Regions from separate parts of the Homo sapiens genome. Here region 2 is linked to region 1. A link is an interaction called in ENCODE POLR2A ChIA-PET data of the cell type or tissue named here. Cell type or tissue: MCF 10A. All regions are shown on one strand. Each heading gives the region's core, and the rest is flanking DNA. Links, peaks and the distances in the headings are about the cores only.

Region 1 (12,083 bases), core at 1,653-9,652:
TGGAGCTCGGGTCAGCCCTTGGAAACCCGACCAACCCGGGGTGTTCCGCCGCCTCCTCTGCGCTGCGGGTCTGCACACTGGGCTCCAAACGTGTGTGTAATAACCAAGTTACACATGGGCATCGTGGGCTTCAGCCGTGGGTTTCTGCCTGGGAGTACAGTAGTCGGGAGAGTAAAAGCAGTTTCTCAATCATTATTCATGATGGAAGCACTTTAGATAACACTCTTCTTCCAGAGGCAGTAGAGTGAAATGCAGGCAGCTCTCCAATTCAGGTTTTTATTTATTTATTTATTTATTTATTTATTTAGAAGGGTGACTTCTTAGCTTCCTTTTTTTTTTTTTTTTTTGGCAATACCAATAACTGTTTCTGAGTGGCTCCTTGGCTGTCAAGCTCCTTACAAATATCAGACCAGAGTTTGTTATGCTTCTCGAGCTCCAGACTCTAATGGGCCTCCGAGGGCACTGCAGAATCGTACATAATCCGATGTTCAGGAATTCATAATTTGAAATAAAATACAAACACCTTTCGGATAAAGTTCAAATCTGCTAACATAATGTGGCCCTGTTGACAACGCACTGCTGAAATAAAGAGAGGAGCTAAAACGAAAGGAATTCATTTTCTTATGTGACTTGGAGTGGTTCTTGCTACCTTATAGTCGCCTTGGATTGGTGTGTGGATAATATAATTTATTTAACAGACATTAGCAAGTGCTTTATAAGTACTAGCTCATTTAATCCTTGGAAGAACCCCATCAGGTAGGTACTACTTTTGTCCTGTTTTACAGATAAACTGAGGGCTGGGCCCAGTGGCTCACACCTGTAATCCCAACACTTTCGGAGACCGAGGTGGGCAAATCTCTTGAGCCCTGGAGATCAAGACCAGCCTGGGCAACATAGTGAAACTCCATCCCTCCAAAACAAAAAAACTAATAATAATAATTGGCCGGGCATGGTGGTGCACGCCTGTAGTCCCAGCTACTCAGGAGGCTGAGGTGGGAGGATTACCTGAACCAGGTAGGCTAAGGTTGCAGTGAGCCAGGATCACACCCCTGCGCTCTAGTGTGGGCAACAGAGCCAGAGCCTTTAAAAGAAAAGAAAGAAAGAAACTGAGGCACAGAGAGGTGAAATAAGTTGCCTAAGTTTTTAGCTAGTAAGTGGTAAAGGAAGAATTTGAACCTAGACCGTTGGACCCTGCCTGTGCTACAGAGAGGAAAGCTTGCTTCTAGAAGCCATACCACACATAAAGAACAAACATCCTATTGCTTATTAAATTTAGGTGTAATAAGTAACTTGTAGCCATTTGACTTGAAATTTGATGCACTTCTTAGGTCCTCTGGCTAAATAATTTATTTATGTTTTTGGGAGGTTTCCTCCATAATTAGAATTCCAAAATGAATAATAAACAACACTTTTCCTAGGAAGGGCTTTGGAAATAACATTGAACTCAGTCTTCATTCTTTTCTTCCACCACTTCATAATCTTCCCATGACTCCAAATCTAACTTGCTTAGTGAAGTCCGACAGAAAAAAATGCCTTCAAGAACAGAATATGACCAGAGGGAAGAAAGGGTTTTAAGAAGACCATATACCGCCTTTCTAATCGAAGGCTGCTTCTTTTAGTAAGTACTGTAGGTAGGAGCTATAAGAATAAATGCTGTATGTGTTGAGAGCAAAGATGTTAAAGCAGTGAATCAATGAAAAAATAGAGACTAGGCAGGTAGGAGTAGCCACTGTACCACAGACTAGGCTAAAACTAATTCTCTACTGTGAGTGGAGGCCTAGCGCGTGAAAAGACAAGTATAGAATAACTTCGAAGAAAACAATTGTATATTTCAAGAGTTAGCTAAGGGGCCCAGCACCCCCCCAAAAAAATCAGAGTTTTAAAAGTTTTAGAGACAGTGAATTTCAAATCAAACTTGAACCTTTTGCTGTTCAAATTAATTTCTTCTGGAAATAATGAAAACTTCTGTTTCTGTTAGAGAGGATTTAATATGCTTATTGAAACATGTAAAAGCTTCTTGCACATCATATAACTAACAAAGCATTATTTTTCTGAATTAGGCATAAATGATTTTTAAAATATGCATTATATTCCTATTATTATAGGGAGATAGAAAAGTCTGAAGAAACAAAATATGAATAAGATATATGTTGATGTTTTCACCAGATGGTCAAAGTTTATTTGAAAAATTACATTGTTTGAAATCTTGATCTGTGTAATGCTAGTTTGACAGTATTGTTCAAAATGATTCTCTGTGATTACAATTCAGAGATTGAATTGCATTTTACTATTTTCTAAACTAAATAGAAATGTGAAGATCTTTTCTTAAGCAAACAAAACAAGAACCATAAGAGCAGATGTTTTCTGAGGGATGAACAAAGTATGTTCGTTTATATTTTTTAACATTTACGTGTAGGTATTTTTAATCTGTGCGTACTGCTTTCCTCCACATTGTCACCTACACTCTTTATTCAGGGTGCTTAATTGTAAGCCTGGAGAAACAATGCCATGTCCTTCAATAAAGATGACTCTTTTCTTGCAGTATTGATTTTTGCAAAATGCCGTATTTCCCGCTTGCCACCCCTAGATTGTACCAGGCTCCTGATTCTCTAGGCATGATCGTTCAGAGCAGGGCTCACATTTGTGGATATAGCTCAGATTCTGGAAACCTGTTTCAGGCCATGATCAGTTGTGACTCTGTTAGGATTTTGATATCTGAATAAGTAGTGGGGACAGAGAGGAATTTTAGTTGCTAGACTCCAGATCACTAGGCAATATTCAAACTTATTGGGGAGGGCATCTACCATCTAGGATCTTGGACTTTGTGTGCAGTGAATGAATGGAATCTGGGTTATCTCCCATAGGAAGGGGATGAATATGTGTTCTGTGTTTGTTAATGTGCAATCCAGTAGGGCTGTTCACAAATATTCCAGCTCTGCTGCCTTTGAAGCACATGATAAGATTGTACTTCCCCACCTGACTAAAGTATAGTATAGCCCTGCGAGTTGCTTCAGCCAATGAAAGGTGGCCGGAAGTGATGAGTATAACTTTGAGTCAGAAGTTAAGAGTTGGGACATCAGTCACCGCATTCTTTTCTTCCTAGTGCTGCAACATCAAGGTGCGTGGTGGTGACTGCTTCATCAGACTGGAGTGAATGACAACAATGAGCAATGCCATCCCTGCTGAGCATTAGTGGACATGTAGTATGATCAAGAAATAAGCCTTTTTTGTTCTAAGCAACTGAGATTTGATGGTTGGTTGTTTCTGCACCGTAATCTAGCCTATTCTGTTTAAAAATAGGAAGGAAGAAAGAAACAGATAATTGCAGGGAACACCTTGGCAGAATATGGCTAATTATTCCCTTTCCTCCTCAGTGCACAATAAATTCACATTTCCTAGCCTCCCAAATTGTTAGGTGAAGCCAGGGACTGAATTCTGGCCAATGGAATGTAGGCGAAAGTGTTGTACTCCCCTTCCAGGCCTCATCCGTGGAAAGCCTCCCACATGATCTCTCTTCCCCATCTGCCATGTGGAAACTAAGGACCCTGAGACTTCAAAGCAGAAGTCAGGAAACTTTTTCTATAAAGGGCCAAATAGTAAATATTTTAGGCTTTGTGGATCATATAGTCTCTATCAAAACTGCTCAACTCTGCTGTTTTATGGAAAGCAGCCATAGGCACTATGTAAACAAATAAGTATGGCTATGTTCCAATAATACTTTATTTACAAAAACAGGCAGTGGGCTGCATGTGGCCTATGGGTTGTAATTTGCTGACCCCTTATCAAGAGGAGGGTAGAGCTAGGATGGAAGGAGCCTGGGTCTCTGAGTCACCCTGTCACTATTTCTTATAGACACTCACAAACACCTGATATTAAAACATTTAATATAAACATTTAATATACCTGTGTCTGCTTGTTGAACACCCACAGTTGTTATCTGAACACCCACAATTGTTATCTGAGTAAAAAAAAAATCCTTCTGTTGAATGAAGCATGACTAATACACTGTCTTAGCTCATATTCCAGAAAAAATTCCAGATGGATTAATAATCTAAACATAAAAAACTATAAAAGACTAAAAGAAAATATAGGAGACTTTTACAATATTTATAATATTTATAATCGAAGGCTGCTTCTTAGTAAGTACTGTAGGTAGGAGCTATAAGGGCTCCTTATAAGAGCTTTATAATACTAATTAGAAATATCATGAAAAAATTTCACAAGCTATAACAGAAAAAAATTAAACAGAGAAGACTATAAAAATTTAACATTTCTATCAAGTGAAGGGTACCATAAACAATGTTACCTAAGGGGAGAAAATACATGCAACATGTATACACAACAGGAAAGGGTTAATATGGGTAATATAGACAACTTCTTGAAATCAGTATGAAACGAGAAGCAGCAAAAGGGTAAGAAAATGGACAAAGAAAATAGACAATTCTCAAAAGAAGGACTATGTGCTAATAAGCATATGAAAACATACCCAACTTCATCAATGATCATAGCATAAATAAAAACAAGATAGCATCTGTTATTTGTCAGATTGGCAAAAATATGTTTTACTATCAGGTGTTTGCATCTATAAGAAATAGGAACTTTCATACTTAGCTGACTGGAGTGTGAATTAATAAACATTTTTGGAAAGTAATTTGCAGAACCTATAGATATTAAAAATGCATGTATCCTTTAATCACACTTTTCCACTACAAGTGATCTCATCTACAGAAATATTAAGTGTGCCAAAATATATTTACAGATATGCCGATTGTAATATTATTTGTAAGGGCCAAAAAAATTTGGACCACATTCCACGTTTATAAATAGAGGAATGGTTCATCTACTTCTCTATTTGGGCACATCTACACTGTAGAAAAATAAATAGCTGTTTAAAAATGAGGGAGCTATGTATGTGTTGACATGGAAGAGTGTCCATGATATATTTTTGAGTGATAAGAGCAAGTCAGAACACTGTGTACAGTATGAGCTCTAAACAGCAAGGGGGCAGGGCGGGGAGGATGGAAATTCCTGTCTCTCGAAGGATACTCACACTGTTGACCCTGGTAACCCTTTGACCCTTAGGGTGATGGTGAAAGGGGTGAAACCTGCCCTTTTAACTTTGTGCGCTTCTTTATCATTATAATTTTTTAAAAAGTAAAAAGATGGAAGGCAACAGAAACTAGAAGAAAAACCCATCATGGACACTGGCCAATGTCAAGCAGTTGAGGGATGGATAGGCAGAGAAACAAAGACTTGTTGAAGACCTGCCGAGGCAAATCCAAAGGGATGACTCACTCCCTTGGTGTTCTGGTGCAGCAGATCAAGTTGTTATGACCTGAGACCAGGGCTCAGCTTGGAAATTTTCCAGAAAAGATGAAGACTTGGGGTGAGAAGAGAAAGTATAACCTTGCTGGCCTGAGGGTAAAACATGTTGGAAAGAAGAAACCCAAACAATGCACTTTGGCTGAACTTTTTCAGTCTATACAGGAGCTAAATATTAGGTTATCTTTTCATTGTTTCAGGCATTTTTTATGTTCAAACCTTCTGTCCTCAGAAGAGTTGCCTGAAATGAACATGTACCTAATAGAGGGGTTTTTTCTTTGTTTGTTTGTTTTACAGGTTTCATGTCACTGTGTATTCTAGGAAGATAATTTTAGGTTCAGATTGTGCCAACAGAAAGACAAATGGAACCAGTTGTGTATTCTAAGTGAACAGGCTATCACTCATTCAGGATGCATGCATTTGTTCTCTGATGTGTACAGATGATCCTTGAGCAACATGGATTTGAACTGTGCGGGTCCACTTACATGTGGATTTTTTTCAATAACATTTACATCTAATGTGCCTGCCTCTTCTGCCTCTTCTTTCACTTCCTCCACCTATTCTGCCTCTGTCACCCCTGACAGCAAGACCAGCCCTCCTCTTCCTCCTCCTCCTCAATCAACTCAATATGAAGACAGTAAGGATGAAGACCTTTATGGTGATCCACTTCCACTTAGTGAATAAAAAATATTTTTTCTCTTATAATAATTTTTAATAACATTTTTTCTCTGCCTTTATTGTAAAAATACAGTATATAATACATATAACCAACTAATCTACTGTTTACGTTATTAGTAAGCCCTACAGTTAATAGTAGGCTATTAATAGTTAAGTTTTTCGGAGTCAAAAGTTATACTCAGATTTTTGACTGCATGGGGGTCAACACTTCTAACCCTCACAGTGTTCAATGGTGAACTGTATTAGCATCTTCCGTTTGCCAAGAGCAGTTTTTTTCTCAAATCTGATTACCAGTGAGATAGAAAATCTTGCATGTTTATTAACCATTTGTTTTAAGTAATGTCATGTTGATCTGTTATTTAACACAAAGTTTATTTTTATTGAATTTAGCTTGTACTCTAAAATTATCTACAATAGTATATATTATTTACCTTATAAGCAAAGGACTACTGGTGTTGTTTCTGGATGTCACACTGGGGAGGTTTAATGGGTCTTGTCATAGACTCAAATTCAGTATTTAAAGAGAAACCTTTGAATTCATCTGGGTCACAGCATAAGAACAAGCTGCAGGCAGATGCAGGCATGTTTCTGGTTAGTCGTGCTCTGAGTGCTTTTGCCCAAATTTTCCCAAATGTGGGACTGGCCTTGCCTAGTGTGGTATCTGAAGCTTGGGATATGCTTGTGACACTGAGATGGCATATTAGTTTGCTAGGGATGTTGTAATAAAAACCCACAAACTGAGTGGCTTAAACAATAGGAATATATTGTCTTACAGTTCTGGAGGCTGAAAGTTGTCTCACAGTTCTGGAGGCTGAAAATACGGGCAGGGTTGGTTTGTTCTGAGAACTGTGAAGGAAAGGTCTCTCATAGCTTACAGATGCCCATGTTCTCCCTGTGTCTGTTCACATCATCTTCCCTCTACATATGTCTGTCTCTATGTCCAAATTTCCCCCTTTTCATAGGACATCAGTTATATTGAATTAGGGCCCACCCCAAGGACCTCATTTTAAAGACCCTATCTCCAAATAAGGTCATTCTGAAGTACTAGGGGTTAGAACTCCAACAGATCTTTTTTGGGATGGCACAATTCAGCCATTAACAGATGGCATAATAATTAATTGTAAAAGTGGGATTAGAGCCAGGGCTTCTGACTGGCTCCCTAGCATTCTTGATCAGACTATATTACCTCTACATTCCAGGGTCTCTTCGCTGCTCCTTTCCGCATGTTCCTATTGATTCCTGTGCATTGCTCTATCACAATAACTAGGTAACTGTATATTGGCCTCCTTTGTGGGACTTATGCGCTCCCTGAGCAGGGACTGTGTTCTTTGGTCCTGGTGTCTAGCACAGTGACTGGCCCAGAAAAAGTGAATGAATGGATAGTGATATAATAGGTGTTTTTTAAAAATATTCCCACTGTCATTTGTCTTCCTGATTGCACAACTAAATGTGAGTCTAGACTCACCCCTGTGACACAAAATGACATGCAACTTGAAACTTAAAAAAATACTTATTAAAATACTTATTATATACATTGTGGTGCATTGTAGGCAGCAGCTTTTAAATAAGAAGGTGGAATAAGAAAGTCCAAGACAGAAAGGATCTTTATATTCAGCTTCTTCATAAATGAAGCCAGTTCAGCCAAAGGATATTGTGCTCTACTTACGCTAGTAATGAACTTTAGATTTAAAGTCTAAGTTAAAAATTACTGTTAGAGAAAGTGAAAATACTTTTGTGGAGATTATTCTGTGGCTAACAAATAGGATTCATGGGGAAGGCCTATGGGAGCTGTGTGTTTGTAAAACCTGCAGAAGACAAGTCAGGAGGGCAACTTAATAACAGTTCAAGCGAAAACACAGGGATGTTTATGAGTGAGCTCTTCTGTCTCCGCTGAAGACAGAACGAGAATAGTTTATGCTACCACATGCACGGGTTCAGTTGACTATGAGGTAAGAATTTCCCAGTAGAATATTAAATATCAGGATGGCTTGAATTCCAATGCAAGCTGTGGTTTTACATCTTTCTACCATTTAAATGAAATCTCCTAAAAGATATTGAGCCAACCTCTTTCACACTTACTAGCCCAAGACCGTGGAAAAGTTACATCATTTCTATTGAGGGTCAGTTTCCTTACTCATAAAATGGGCTTAATGATAAGGTTAGAGGAGATTGCATGTACAGCCTATAGCACAGTTCCTGGTACAATAAAACTGCTTCAAAAATAATATCAAGGATGAAGATGAGAGCAAATGTTCATTAATTATTTACTACATGCTAACCACCGTTCTGAGCATTTAATGTGTTTTTTCATTTTAATTTCACAGTCATCGTGTGAGATAGATGCTTTTATTTCCACTTTACAGATGAGAAAACTAAGGCACAGAGAGATTAAGCAATTTGCCCCAAATCACAGGGCTAAGTGGCAAAGTTCTAATACGACCCAATTAGTCTGCCTCCACAGCATGTGCTCTAGTCTATAATATTAGCAACCGCTACATGTTTTTAAACAAAGAAATATTAGCTTCTTAATGTAATCAAAAATTGGCATAGTCTAGTGGTTCCCAGGCTTTCATAATCTTTTTTATTATTTTTCTTCCATGAGTTGAATGATTTTGTTTACTAAAATACTGTAATTATAAGTAATAATTAATTCATTTTTCATTGTTATTAATCGAAGACACGTGGAACGGAGGTCCTGATCAATAAGAGGTAATGGCATGATGTGAATTGATACAATTCCTGTCAAAGGCAAAGCATCTTGACGTTTTGGTTGGCTCATGCAGCTTGATTATTGCACAGCTTGCACCAGGCTTTCTGAAATACCTGTAATCATTAATTGGTCATCTTTCACCCAATATTAACTTCACAGAAGTTAATATTCTGTGATGAGTCATCTCTGATGTTGATCAATAAATTCCTTCTACTGAAATACCAGGATGTAGGTTTTTCCCCAGCAAATGATTCCTCCATATGATTACATGTGTTCTGAAGGCAGACAGATGGACTACATTAGCAGTTCTCAAATAGCGTGGTCAGCAGTCTTGGAAAAGTCTTTAGGGTCCAGGATGTATTTTCAAAATATATATTCCATTATGAAATGTTGAATCACTGGCTATAGCTGAGTGTGGAAGGGTTATCTGTAAGCTGGAGGCTAAGGTAGGCTGAAGAGATAAGGATCTGGGATGAGAAGTGTCGTGTGGGTGTGTGTGTGTGTGTGTGCGTGCGCGCGCATTCAGGGGGTAATGACGGGGTGAAACAAGCAATGGCGTGCTGGTAGACACCCTTTCGGGAAAAAAGAAAGCCCTGATTAATAGTGTTTGCCAATTTCCATGTGGTACATACTCCCACCATGGCTAATTTCAAGCTACCAACACTTTAACAAGTTATATTTTTATAATTATTTTGTTTTTAACAAACAGCTCTCCCAAGCCAATACAAGCCTGCTCTAACGAACCACTAGAAGTAAACAAACTTGTTTATCGTCAGTCTCAGGGTAAAGCCTGGAAATGCTACTAATGAAAATAGGTGTCTGATAGACCAAGTGAAGGAGAAAGTCAAGAAAACATAATTTCAAGAGGACTTTGAAGACTGAAGACTTACAGTCAGAAAATGATTCTGAGGCAAGAAGTCTACCAAGAGGAGAAATGTATGAAGGTTGCAATCCAGTTATCAAGTTGAGAATGAAAATCTTAAGTACAGGGCGTATTCTAGAAATCATGACTGAATAGACAAGGGAGGAGAAGAGAGGAAGATGCTGCAGTTCAAGCAGGGTAAGGAGCTCTTGCCCAGGAGTAGATGTGTTTCAACCAGATGAACTAATGACTAATTGTCCTGGCCCCTTTTCCACACTTACCTCTTGTGTAATATGCTTATCTCCCCCTCCCCAGGGGAACTGTAAGCATCTTTGGCAGTACTAGAAAGTACTGTTTACCAGGAATTAATAGACAAAGTAATCTGAGCCTGGTGTCAACAGCCTGGAAGGTCAATAAGGAGAAATCAAGCAATTGAACAATTATGTCGATAAACATAGCAATAGAAACATTTGAAGCAGACTGTGTTTGGAGGCCCAGGTGAGTGGTCAGCAGGCAGGCAGATGTAGAGAAATCTATCAGGAGATATCAAGTCAGAGAGATAAGACAGGACACTGGTTCAGGGAAAGAAGGAGGATATAATGAAAATGGCAAGTTTCTAAGCTGAATAATTCTGTTAGAGGCTGCTAGTTCCCCACCCAAAATCTACTGTTTCCTTTTTACTTAGAACCCTGGTTTCATTCTGTTAGCACAGCAAAGTTTGGCCATATGACTAATTTTTAGCCAATGAAATACAAGTGTAAGTTTCTAGATGGAAATCTCTGGAACGTTCTGTAAAAAGAGGACAAATGACTGCTTTATGCCTTTTGCCTGCTTTCCCCCTTTCTCCAGTTTTTTCCTTGGAAGACAACCCTGATGGCTGGAGCTTCAACAGACAATTTGGGCCAGGAGGCAAGCTTGAAAATGAAAACAAAGGCCAGGAGTGGTGGCTTACACCTGTAATCCCAGTGCTTTGGGAGACTGAGGCAGGAGGATCACTTGAGGCCAGGTTACAAAAAGTTAAATTAATTAGTTGGGTATGGTGGTGTGCACCTCTGGTCCTAGCCACTCAGGAGGCTGAGGCAAGAGGATTGCTTGCAGGACTTCGAGGCTATAATGAGCTGTGATTGCAGCACTACACTCCAGCCTGGGTGACAGAGCGAGACCCTGACAAGAGAGAAAGAAAGAAAGAGGGAGGGAGAGAAAGAAAGGAAAGAATGGGAGGAAGGGAGGAAGGAAGGAAGGAAGGAAGGAAGGGAGGGAGAAAATAGAAACCAGTGCTAAGGCTGGTGTTCCAGTAAGAACCCATCTTGGTCTCTGACTACTGAGGAGCCATTGAACAGTCTGGGACTATCTACTTTGGATGCTTTTTATGTGACAGAAAAACTTTTATTTAAACCACTGTTATTTCCTACTTTGGTTACAAGCAGCCAATTGGAATTCCTGTCTGATGTAGCCAGGTAACAAATCAGGCACTGAGGAATAGGAAGCAGAGAAGGGGATTATGTTTCAAGAATTCTAGTACAAGGCAGGGAGAAAGAAAGAAGCCTAGTTGCTAGGACCAGAACATAAGATGAAAACCACACTAGCAACACTCCTCAAAGCCTAGTTCACTGAAAGAGAGAGCTACTCAAATCCAAATCCAAAACGCTTCCACCAGCATTCTCTTTTCCCAATAAGCCACAGGCAGAACAGCCATGGCCTACAGAAAGCAGCCAAATGCCTGCAGCTGTGAGCAGGTGTAAGATGGCTGTAAGGGCCATCTCAGGGGAGGGGACCAGGTAGGTCATTATATCAAAGAGCGAATGAACTGCATCTGCAGCCATGGACATAAAGGAGCAAATATTTCAGAGATATTTTAGTGTCATTCTCATTGGGGAAATTAATAGCATCTGGCTAAGAAGCCTGGTGATCATACTCTAGGCCCTTCCTGTTCTAGCACTCTAAACTTCCCCCTCCTATCAGGACCAGATTCCTGGGTGCATGAAGATGACAGGAGAGGAAAGAGTGTAAAGAAGTGGAAGTGGTGGACAGGGACCACTCTTTCTGGCAACTTGAAGGGGAGAGGTGGAACTGGAAAGGAATAAGGGGCTCAGGGACTTGAGTGAAGGAGAAAGAGGATAATGGAGCGATGACTGCCATGCATTTTGATCAAAATTAGGAGACTATGATTGTGTTCACATGGGGGAAAAGAGAGCAGAGAATTGAGAGACAGAAGTCTAGACACATGAACATCATCTTTTCAATGCTCTGGTGTGCTGTAATGTCCTGTCTGAGAAGGAATAATTCAAATATCCAACTGTTTCTTTTCTGCTTCCTTTACAATAACCAACATGCAAAGCAAGAATATTAGTGTACCAGTGTTTGGCTTCCTCAATGCAGTGACACAAAAAGTGCTCTCACCAAGGCCACTGGAGACATAATTGCTAAATTCGATTGACACTGTTCACTCCTTATCTTTGGCATCCCTCCTGAGTCATTTGACACTGTCCTCCTTTTGAGAATGCTCTACTC
Region 2 (12,083 bases), core at 2,821-10,820, 140 kb after region 1:
CCTCTCAAAGCCCCCTTTTGCCCCTTTACAGTCACAGCCTGCCCCCACCCGTAACCCCTAGAAACCATTGATTCGTTTTCCATCACTATAGTTCTGTCTTACAGAGAATATCAAATAAATGGAATAATACAGTGTGTATCCTTTTGAGACTGACTCCTCTCACTTAGCATGTCTTTGAGATTCATCCATGTTGTGTGCATCGCTAGCTATTTCTTTTTATGGCTGAGTAGTATTCCATAGTATGGATGCACCACAGTCTGTTTATCCCCTCCCCCTTTGAAGGGCATTTGGGTTGTTTCCAGCTTTTGATGAGCACACATAAAGTTGCTATAAACATTCATCCACAGATTTTGGTGTGAACATAAGATTTTATTTCATGGTAATTATCCAGGATTAGAATTTCTGGTCATATGCCCTCCTGTTTAAGTTTATAAAAAATTGCCACACTTTTCCAGAGCTGCTGCACCATTTTACGTTTCCATCAGCAACGTATGAGGGTTCCAGTTGTTCTGCAGCCTCAACTGTACTTGGTATCTCAGTAATTTCCTATTATTGCCATTGTAATAGGCGTGTAGTGTTATCTCTTAGTGGTTTTAATTTGTATTTCCTTAATAAAGCCCCTGGATTTAAGGACTCATGTGGTCTCTGACAGTGAATTTATTAGTAGTTGCTAGTATGGGGCAGATATGGGGATGGCCTCACAGATATTTTGTTGTAATGACTCTGAGGGTGGGGAGTGAAGAAAAAGGTCTGATAATAAGCAAGAATTAAATTCTCTACAATGGGGTCAGTGGATGGGGTTTCTAAGTCAGATTTAAATAAAATAAAATAATATGACAGCTCTTGCAAGCCCAATTGTGATGAAAAGTCATGCCCATTTCATGTGCCTTATAGATATTTCAAATCTATGTAGTCATAACTTAGTACATCCTATGTTGTGGTACATCATATGCTTGATTGCATTTGTATCACTTGATTATGAAAACCTTAGCGAAGGATTTTAAAAGGATTGCAAAGAGAATTGCCAACACAAGTATGTACCAGAATTCTGGCTGGACATATAATATTTCTGTGGATTTAGCACAACGGAGAAAAACTGCAAACTAAGTATAATAAAAACGGTGAGCATATAGGCCCTACTGTTGGTTTGTCAGTGTTGAAATAATTAAAGAAGGCTACCCGTCAATACCTAACTGATACAGACAACCCAGTCTCAAAGGTGCTAGAACTAAGAAATGGTCAAATGTGAGTATTTTAGTAAGTAAGCCAAATGTCTCTCTTCTCCTGGCCCCTAACCGTTAATGGTCTCTAACACTCTACTTTCAAGTATTCATTCTCTACATTCTCTTCCTTGGGGCTCTGTGAACCTCCATTGTGGGAATATCTGCTGTTTCATGATTCAGGAGCCTCTTATTGTGTAAGGAAGAACGTGTCCGGTCTTCGTCCCAGGTTCCTGGCACAGAGCTTCTAAAACCCTTGGAATTTGCCAAGTGGTAGAACAGTCTTTGTTATTCATGAATCCCCTGGATCCCACCTGAGTTTATGCTAATGAGATGACTCAAAGTGAGCCCCTAGGTAGCTTCAGGATGGGGACTAGTCATTGGAAAGACCAGCCAGCCATGTGATGAGAGGGTTGGAACATTGAGCCAGTTCAACCTCTGAGAAAAGGAGAGCCAGAGATTGAGTTACATCCTTGGCCAGTGATTTAATCACTCATGCCTGTGTAATGCTATACCAATTAAAAAAACAACTCTGGACACTGAAGCTCAGCGGAGCTTCCTGATTGGTGAATACATTTTCATTTTATTTTATTTTATTTTATTTTATTTTATTTTTGAGACGAGGTCTCACTGTTGCTCAGGCTAGAATGAAATGGTGCCTTCATAGCTCACTGCAGCCTCAAACTCTTGGGCTCAAGGCATCCTCCCACCTCAGCCTCCCACATAGCTAGGACTACAGGCTTGAGTCACTGTGCTCCAGGCCATGATTGGTGAACACACTGATATCTCAGGAGAGTGATACATCCTGATTCCATGAGGAGCGGACATAGAAGCTCCGTGTTTAGGACCCTCCCAGACCTCTCCCTATATGTTTCTTAATTTGGCTAGTCTGATTTATATATTTTTAAATAAAACTGTTGTAACAGGTAGCTAGTCGGGAAGACATAAGCAGGGCAGGAGAGCCCTCCACCGACCCCCCATCCAGGAATGTCAGGTGACCATCAGGTGATGGTCAGGCAGTTAACTGTCTCTCTAAAATAATAATAGGTCACAACCAGCACCAGGGAAAGGCAGTTTCCTAATAGATAGAAACACCTGAAACTGATCATCAGCTTCCCAATAAGATCTCAGGAGTTGGGCAAGTGGGCTCAAAATGGCGGAGTTTAACTGGTATATGACCTTCTGGGGCCATTCCACCAGAAAAGGGAATGCCTTAGGTGAGCATGCTTACAACTCCGGTAAACACACTGCACATGCTTACTTCCCAAATGCTATCAGGCCACTGTGTGTGCACACAGCCCACTCCAAGGGAAGAATCAGTAGAGAAAGGATGCGAGACCCTGGAGGTATGCCAACATGTAAAACCCCAAGCCGAAAGGTCAAAGCTCACACTTGACCTCCAAGTTTCCCCACTGGCACTCTTCCAAGTGTACTTTACTTTCTTTTCATTCTTATGCTAAAGCTTTTTAATAAATGTCCACTCCTGCTCTAAAACTTGCCTCGGTCTCTTCCTCTGCCTCATGCCTCTCAGTCGAATTATTTCTTCCGAGGAGTCAAGAATTGAGGTTGCTGCAGACCCGTGTGGATTCACCACCAGTAACAAAACCATAATTGTAAGTGCAGTGCTTTCCTGAGTTCTGTGAGTCATTTTAGTGAGTTGTTGAGCCAAAGCAGTGTTATGAGACTCCTCTGGAGTTGTAGCCGGTTGGTCAGAAGTGTGGGTGGCCTGGGGACTCCACTTGTGGCTGGCTCCATCTGAAATGGAGACAATCTTGTAGAGGACTGAGTCCCTAACTTGTGGGGTCTACACTAACTCTGCGTGGTTAGTACCAGAACTGATTGCAGTATACCCATTTGGGGTAAAACAGAATATGCGATGAGTCAGTGGGCAGGACCTGTGGGCAGAACTGTCGCTATTGCTCCAGACCCCACCTCTCATGTCCCTCCTCCCCTGCCACAATAGACACAGGCAGGCTGTCAGCACAGAATCCTGCAATCCACTGAAGACCTGGGCCAGATGGTGTTTGCCTGATGTTCTAATAAGAGAAAAAAGCCCCAGCTACTTCTCTGGTCCTTTAGGGAAATGCAAATGTGACACCCCTCTATTTTTTCTCTTTCCATGGCCCCTTATTTCAGAAACAGGGGAGGGCTTCCTCTGTCAGGCTGGTGATATGCTCCTTCTACAGCAGAAATATGCTGTGGCTTTTTTCTTATTCTTTTGGCCTTCGGAAGAAAGACTGCTGAATGCCAGTGTCTTCAAGTGGATGCTTGTGAGGCTCTTCAGAAAGAGCAAGAATGGATCCAGAGAGCCACTTGGCCTCAGGATGCTCCTTTGGTCCATCTGTATTCACCAGGGACATTCTAGTGTTGTGGCTTTTAAAGGGTGAGTTCACTAACCCTGCATTCTCTCCTCCATGTCTCAATTGGTGCTTTCCCTTGCCCTTGGGCAGTTTTTCCAGGCAGTGTGACACAAACACTACATTCCTTATGAGAAGGAGGTGGGGTGATCAATGAAAACTCCCTGATAAGTTACATGTACTCTGAGCAGTGCTGTCAGGCTTAAAGGTCACATATTTCTGCAGTATGAAAATCACAAAGCACAGTGGAAACCTCATGCATAAGCAAAGCTTCTCATTGCATTCAAAAGTAATTTAAATGGCTGAGAGCTTATCTCTATGATAAAGGCTGCACCTTTTTATGTATGTTAAAGCTAAGAAAGTGCTTAAAATCCTCCCTGGCATTTGCCTTGCAGAGCTCTTGTGGGAGTAATGGGCCATGACATGCTTGGAGCTCCTAGAAGGAAAAGTGTGATGCAAGTGTCAATGTATTATTATTGCCATTAGGAATGGTGATCTGGGGGGAAGATTAAATGCTAAAGAAAAAAATCACCAAAATCTCTGAGAAATGCAAAAATGGGCCCATGAAGTTCCATACTTCAATTAAATTAAATGACCATATAATGCTACATTCTAATCCTGTGAGCATAAATTAACATAAAAACAAAATGACAGAAAATTGCCAGCATCAGCAGGAAATAGAGGGGCCATTAGTCATCACCCTCTGAAGCCCCCTCTCATTATTATTCAGTGCCTAGGAACTTGACAACTGCAAAGTGCTTAGCAGTCGTTTGTTGGTAAATGTGCTTCCTCAAAGCTGGTTCTCTCCCAGGCACTCTGTCTAGCCATTGGCCCAGATTTTCCTCTTAATGCATGGCCTGAACTGGGGCACTGGTCTTCATGGCCTGTTCCCTTAAGCAGCTGCAAATACTCCCCAGTGCTTTGGGTTCTCTAGGATTCTGCAGAGCTCTAGTAATTAGCTGATACTTGATTGATAAAGGGGGCCAGTCCTGATTCATGCCTGTTCCACTGCCACCTGGTTCCTAGTATGAGGTGACAGAGGGTTAACCCTATGGTTCCTGGTGCCAGACTTGTATAGGAGCAATTTTTGCTTTGTCTATAAACTTTCCTAGAAGGAACTCTAGAACTAGAGCAGTCTGGCAGTTCCTTGAGTCCTGTGATCAGTGTGAATAGACATGTTTTGGATTTCTTGTTGTGCTGTGCTCTGTCCTCTCATATAGCTTCCTAAAAGGAAACCTTAGGTTCCCATAAGACACTTTTAGTAATGTTGAAAGAAAACAATAAGTGAACTTTTTTTTTTCCGGAAGTATGGGTTGTGACCATTGCAGAGTAAGGTGTTATGTTGATTTTCAAACCAGCATTTAGCTACATAGCAGGACTTGGGCCTTGACCCAATATTGTGTCCAATTACAGGAGTTCAGAAGTGTCCTAGCATGTCTCATGAGCCACCAGGGCAGTCCTGAGCAGTACCTATTTTCAAGAGGAGCTGAGCTGCTTCCTGAAAGTAATTCATCCTACAGAGGAAGAAACCAGGCTCTAGACCTGATGCACAGAGCCTCAGCCAGAGAAGGGAGCTGATTTCGAATATGGCATGGTGCTGTCTCTCTACTCCTTCCTGAGCGTACACCCAGTGCCTCATGCTGGTGCCAGTAACATTGATTCCCAAGCAGCACTACTTTGGAGCCCTTCTTTTTTTTTTTTTTTTTTTTTTTTTTTTGAGATGGAGTCTCACTCTGTCGCCCAGGCTGGAGGGCAGTGGCACGATCTTGGCTCACTGCAACCTCCGCCCCTCCAGGTTTAAGCAGTTCTCTTCCCCAGCCTTCGGAGTAGCTGGGATTACAGGTGCATGCCACCATGCCCAGCTAATGTTTTGTATTTTTAGTAGAGATGGGGTTTCACCATCTTGGCCAGGCTGGTCTTGAACTCCTGACCTCGTGATCCACCTACCTAGGAGCCCTTCTAATGGAAACAATACTTAATGGAGAGAGGCACCCCAACACCACTCTGCATCAACTGCTGTGGAGCTTGGTACCTTCAGGGCTTTGGTACATTGGCTGATGACAATGGAGGAGGAACCCTGCAAAATGAAGCTTCTTTCTATGCACATATGAGATAACCCTGGAGACACACAGAAATGTTCAATAAGCATATTTTAGGAGACTAGAGAGCTGTATGAACAGGTGTGTAAAAGTCAGTAAATCTTGATTATTTTGTATCCATAGGCTGGCAGGGCTTGAGGAATCTGGAGTTCACAGATGCATAGTGCATATGCCAAATTTTATGTATGAATTATTTTAATAAATAATTATTCGGTGCCTAGTATGTCTGGCATTATGCTAAGTCCTGAATTTATAGGTCTCTAAATCTAGTGGTAATGAAGAGGTATCAATAAATAACTTCGATGATGATGAGGAAGAAGACAATGATGACAACTGTCATTTGTTGAGTATTAATTATATGCATGCATTGTGCTATGTAATTTACATATATTATTACTAATCTTTGCTACAGCCATACAAGATAGTGCTTGATAAGTCCATTTTAAAGGAAGAAAATTGAGGCACAGATGTGTCATATGGTTGGTAGATGTCAGAGATGAAATTCAAATACAGATTTGTATGACCACAATCTGACGTCTATTACATGATAGACTACTAAACAATGGCATAAGAGGGAAAAGAGAAATTAATGTGACTCTTGACTACTGAGAACTGAACATCTGGTTTCAGATAAGCACTTTCAGTGCTTGATCATACAAAATGTGATAACAGTGACTCTAAGACTTTTTACATATATGTGTACCATATAGTAGTCCCTCATCATTTTACCAGAAAGACAAGAAGGAGAATACTAAAAGTATCAGAATATTGACCTTTTCCTAGCACCTTGAAGTAGCAGCTTGTTCCAAAGTGATGGTGATTGAGAAATGCCTGTGACATCATCTTGTTCTCTTAGGATCCAATGGGAGTCCCCAATGACTCAGCCACAGCCAGCACAGAGAATACGGCACATTCACTCCCCGTTCACTCAATTTACTTTCTCCAATAAAAACCAAATGTGTTTATTATTTATAGGAACACCCTCCATCCAAAAAAAAAAAAAAGAGCAATATTTGTCTGAATAAAAGGATGCTCCAAGTTGTGAAGTTTCCTGGCTATTTTTGTGTTTTTAAGATCACCAAGATTAATATGAAAACCCTTTGGAAAGATTTCAGGAGTAAAGAGAAACTGAAAGTTAAAGTGTGAGAAGTGAATTAAAGTTCAACCTGGAAGGAAGACATAACATCTTTGACAAGATAATATAAGCCAATAGGAAAATGACTCAATTTATACGTAACCTTTCAGGAACACGTTTATTTTAGCATGTGAAGCACACCTGTGCGTGCAGACTAGCACTGACTCAATTTTGTCAGAAGAATATAGTGTTCTTTTACTAATAGGAGCTACTTCATTATTTCCACAAAGATAAACACCGTTGATGACCCAAAAGTAAGATGTATAGATGGTCCACTTAAGATTTGAGAATTGTGAGGAAAATATACCATCACCCTAAATAAGCTACTCAGTGACATCTAATCCTGAAGAAAGACGTTTCCTGACACTTGTTTATTGCTACAACGATATACTGGGCATGAAGTATGCCTTCAAATTATTTGCTTTCCAAGAAACAGAAACCTATCCCTCTAATGCTATTACCATAATAGTCTAGACAAATACATGCAATTTCATGTCATTTTGTCTTGGCATATCAGCTGGATTTTATGCTGTCATTTCTCCCAGGCGAAGCTGATATCATTACCATATGACTATAGCCAGCAAACAGTTCTGCTGTTATCTCATATCCTCAGAATCTTTTCCCCCAAATGTCAATTTCATTCAAATGCATTCCATATGAACAACATTCAAAGGAACAGTTCTCTAATTCTGCCACCCACCCATTCTCCCTTCCAAAAATCAGCCTTACAAGAGAAATTCGGGGTTTTTCTGGCAAGAACTTAAAGATACCCGATTTAAGTGCTTAATTCTAGGATGTCGAGTGGAGCAGAGCACTAGCTGTAAAGACAGACACGTGTTTTTATTGTAGGCCCCACTCTGCTACACTGTTCACACTTGATTATGCATCATACCTAAAATTCCATTTCTCAGCACAACCGTAGTCCCCAACAAAAGCTCAGTGAGGGATCCATTCCTTTCTCCTCAACATGTACCCTTGGCTCATATTAATTTTAATGTAACTTACATGATAGTAACAATATTCATAAATTCAAAAGATAACCACTGCCACTTTTGGAGCTTTTCCATTTCAAAACATTAATTTCATGCCAAGTATGATTATTTGGGCAAAAGAAAAAAATGTTTCTTTCTATAACTTTCCTCCTAAACAGACAAGCAAGAATGTCCTGTATTGTAAGTATAATTTCAATCATTTTGAAGCCCAGCTGCCTCCACAGATTACTTTTCATATGTGTATCTATGAAGTGACATGATCGGCTTACTTAAATACTTCTTGTCTTAGTTTTTTAGGGCTACTACAACAAAATACCATAGACTGGATGGCTTATCAACAACACAAACTTAATTCTCGCAGTTCTGGAAAGTGGAAGTCCAAGATCAGGGTGCTAGCATGATCACTGGTGCAGGCCTTCTGGATTGCAGACTGCCAACATCTTGTATCCCCATGTGGCAGAAAGAAGGAGAACTAGCTCCCTGGCCTCTTCTTATAAGGGCATTCATCCCTTTCAGGAGGGTTCCACCCTCATGGCCTAATCACTTCCCAAAGGCCCTACCTCCAAATACCATCACATTGGATTAGATTTCAACATACCAATGTGTGGGGAATGAGGGGGGCACATATCACTTCTCTAGAGAGCAAAGGCCCCCAGGGAACCCAATGTCTTACAGGGCTGTTAAGCTTCACCTGGTCAATCTATTAGACTGTAAGCTCAACGAAGGCACAAAGCTAGTCTGTCTCATCTACCACTAGCTATTTAGTAGACCCTCTGGGAAGGCCCTGTCTGTCTTCCCCCAAATCCATTCTCTGCTCTGTGTGTGTGTGTGTGTGTGTGTGTGTGTGTGTGTGTGTGTGTTTGTGTGTAGGAAGGGTCTGAGGTGGGTACAGAGAAATGAGGGGGTTCTCTCTCTCATTTTCTGCCAGCCCAGGGCAGCATCCTTTGTGGAGACTGCATCTCCTCTGTGGCTCCAGTTCCATCAGACAGGCCCCACTGCGGTTCTGGCTTCGCCAGGGCCCCTTTCCTGAATTCCAGCAACACTCCCTCCTCCTACTGTCCTGGAGTTCTAGGATTGCTAATTTCTTCCTGTTGCTATTTTCTGGGATGCCTCACCATCCTGTTTGGCTACAGCCCCTCTATCACCTGTATCACTGATTCCTCGTAATTAAATTACCCTGTTCTGTTTTCCGAGTTGGACCTTCAAAAATTTTTTGTTGAATAAATGAACCTTATAGGAGTTTCTGTGGCTGGACACTATAACTGGGGTGACCCTGCAGCTCTCAGAGGACCAGCTCACTGCTGCTCACCCCCAGGCTTTTCTGTGTTCTCAGAGTGTGGCCCCAGACCAGCAGCAGCACATGGGGCTGTAATCCCAGCATCATCCAGAAATTTGTTAGAAACGTAAAAATGGAATTCTTCAGACCCTACACCAGACATTCATTCAGAATCAGAAACTCTGGAAAAATCTGAGTTTTTAAGCTCCCCATGGGATTGTGATACAAGCTAAGTTTGAGCACTACTGCCCTACAGGCTGTGGTACCTCACCCCAGGACCGGAGAATCCTTAGCCCCAGACCTATCAGTGCACCTGCAGGAGGCTTAAATGTTCCGTAAGTGAGACCATCCCAACTTCTAAGCTACATCAATTAATAAGATAAGGAAAACACTACATCATATTGATGAAACTCATTAAGAATTTTTTGCTAACTCCATTTAATTCTTCCTATGATCAGTTGAATGTCAATTGAATAGCTTTTCATTTTAACCTGAAATTATCGTTTTCAGACAGGCTAATTTAGCAAGGTTGACAATATTCAGACTTTAAGAACCTTCACCTAGTTTAGTATACATTCCACATCCTAAATTTATTATTAAAAGTGGAAATGGTAGAGTTGTTTTCCATAGTGATATCATAAATAATAAACAGAAAGATGGTTTGAAAATTATCTAGGACAGCTATGTAGAAGTTTTAATATTAATGGCACTTATTGTATCCCATTCAAGGTGCCAGGTACTGTGTTTTCTCTCTTCTTCATACCTATATTCTTACCTATGTTATGTAATTTATCCCTCGTAACAAAACTAGGAGGTAGCCAGTTGTATTCCTGTTTTACAGATGAGGAAATGGAGATTTAGAGAAGTTAAGTGGTAACCTGAGGTCACAGAGCTTAGGATGTAGTGTGGTAATCCTCTGTACTACACCGCTTGAATGTTCATTTATTCACTAGGATCTAGGATGTGCTATGCTCTCTGATGGGTGCTGGGGATAACAGTTACCTAGACAGATACAGTCTCTTACCCTCCCTTCTTCCCCATGAAGTCTTTAGCAAGGGGGATACATAGACACAAAACAAGTTAACAAAAACATAAATGCAATTATTGTGAGTGCAGTGGCCACCAAGGAGGAAGCAAGCATGGGGTTGAGATATAGCCAATGGGAAGAGTAACCCACCCCAGATAGGTGGGCAGGAAAGGTTTCCATGAGGAGGACAGATGCAAGCTGATCGCAGAATGAGCAGTAGCCAGCCATGCGGAGCAAAGGGAAGATCAGCAGGAAGAGAGGAACGTGTGCAAGGAGCTGTAAAGAGAGAAAGAGCTTGGGGCATTGGAGATACAGAAAGGAGGCCAGCTGAGCTGGGAGGTCAGGAAGAGAGGGCGAGAGTGAGACAGAGGATCAGGGAATGATGTGAGAAACAAACGCACAGAGCCTGATGACAAGTCCAGGTACAGAGATTGAGTTGTTTTTCCGGTGCAATGAGTATTCATTTTACACAGGGTGTGGCAGCCTGTGTGTGTTTTAAGAAGCTCTCTCTTGTTGTCTATGGAGCATGGAGTAGATGGGGATGACACAGGAAGCAGAGCAATCATTTGGAAGGTTATGCCGGACCAGCTCGGTCAGGGAGACCCTAACCCAGTGGCGCTAGAGGAATTAAGGACACACACACACAAATATAGAGGTGTGAAGTGGGAAATCAGGGGTCTCACAGCCTTCAGAGCTGAGAGCCCCGAACAGAGATTTACCCACATATTTATTAACAGCAAACCAGTCATTAGCATTGTTTCTATAGATATTAAATTAACTAAAAGTATCCCTTATGGGAAACGAAGGGATGGGCTGAATTAAAGGAATAGGTTGGGGTAGTTAACTGCAGCAGGAACAGGCCTTTAAGGCACAGATCGCTCATGCTATTGTTTGTGGCTGAAGAATGCCTTTAAGCAGTTTTCCACCCTGGATGGGCCAGGTGTTTCTTGCGTTCATTCCTGTAAATCCACAACCTTCCAGTTTGGGCATTAGGGCCATTATAAACATGTTACAGTGCTGCACAGATTTTGTTTATGGCCAGTTTTGGGGCCAGTTTATGGCCAGATTTTGGGGGGCTTGCTCCCGACAGGTTATTACAAGACAAAAGATGACAGTGACTCAGTCTAGGGAGATGGCTGTGGAGGTGTAGATAAATGGACGAAATTGGAATTTGAATTCGAGGAAGAGCCAACAAAATTTCCTGATAAATTATTCATGGAAGGTGGGTAAAATGATGATTTCGAGGTGTTTTTATTTAGCAGCTTTATTGAGGTATAATTTATACCACAAAATTCACCTATTATGTATGTGCAGTTCAAAAGTTTTTAGTAAATTTATAGAGTTGTGCAACCATACCCACAGTCCAGTTTTGGAACATTTTCATCATCGGAGAAAGCTCCCTCAGGCCCCTTTGTGGTCAATCCCTACCCCCATCTCCAGCCAAGGCAACAAGTTTTCTACCTTCTCTTTCTAGATTTACCTTTGTGGAAATTTTATATACATGAAATCATGCAATATGAAGTCTTGTGCCTGGCTTTTATCACTTAACATAATGTTTTTAGAGGTTATACATGTTGTTGCATGTATTAGTAGTTTGTTGCCTTTTTTGATGAATAATATTCATTGTTATGAATATAACACATTTTATTTTTTCTTTCACCAGTTGATGAATACTTGGATTGTTTCTAATTTGAGGTTACTACTAATACTACTACTAGACATAATCTGGTTCCCTTTATCTTCATAGCAATGAAATTATATCACAATCTTAAATCAATATTCAGCATTTACATTACTATAAATTATAACTATCCATATTAAGCAGGATTTATCTTCTTATTCAACTTTCTGGTTCCTCTGAGTTAATAATTGCCTTGACTTTTAGATCTATTTGTCACTAAGTGCTTCCCAAACTCCCTAATGAGGAACTGTAAACCTCCATTAGCTTATTTAGAGATACTGCTCTTGGAACCCTTT

The links. Peaks named below come from ENCODE experiments on the same cell type or tissue, not always from the same donor. Only the 100,000 strongest peaks of a DNase experiment are listed, where the experiment ranks them.
Region 2: POLR2A ChIA-PET joins it to region 1 with 14 read pairs; 2 of 35 experiments call an interaction of 5 or more read pairs at or near these places.

Annotation. Positions count from the first base shown.
Region 1 is chr2:200,294,051-200,306,133 of GRCh38, reverse strand. It overlaps a transcript of SPATS2L not described here. Among named protein-coding and RNA genes, the nearest start is that of SPATS2L, 6.6 kb to the left of the region's middle. RefSeq lists enhancers at 1-66, 2,938-2,987, 2,530-3,729. In MCF 10A, for the core only: no CTCF peak of the experiment used is centred there; DNase peaks (open chromatin) are centred at 3,073 and 5,313.
Region 2 is chr2:200,151,118-200,163,200 of GRCh38, reverse strand. All of the region lies in intron 1 of LOC124906112 (a long non-coding RNA gene), which reads left to right. Among named protein-coding and RNA genes, the nearest start is that of SPATS2L, 150 kb to the left of the region's middle. RefSeq lists enhancers at 4,119-4,853, 4,854-5,589. In MCF 10A, for the core only: no CTCF peak of the experiment used is centred there; a DNase peak (open chromatin) is centred at 6,540.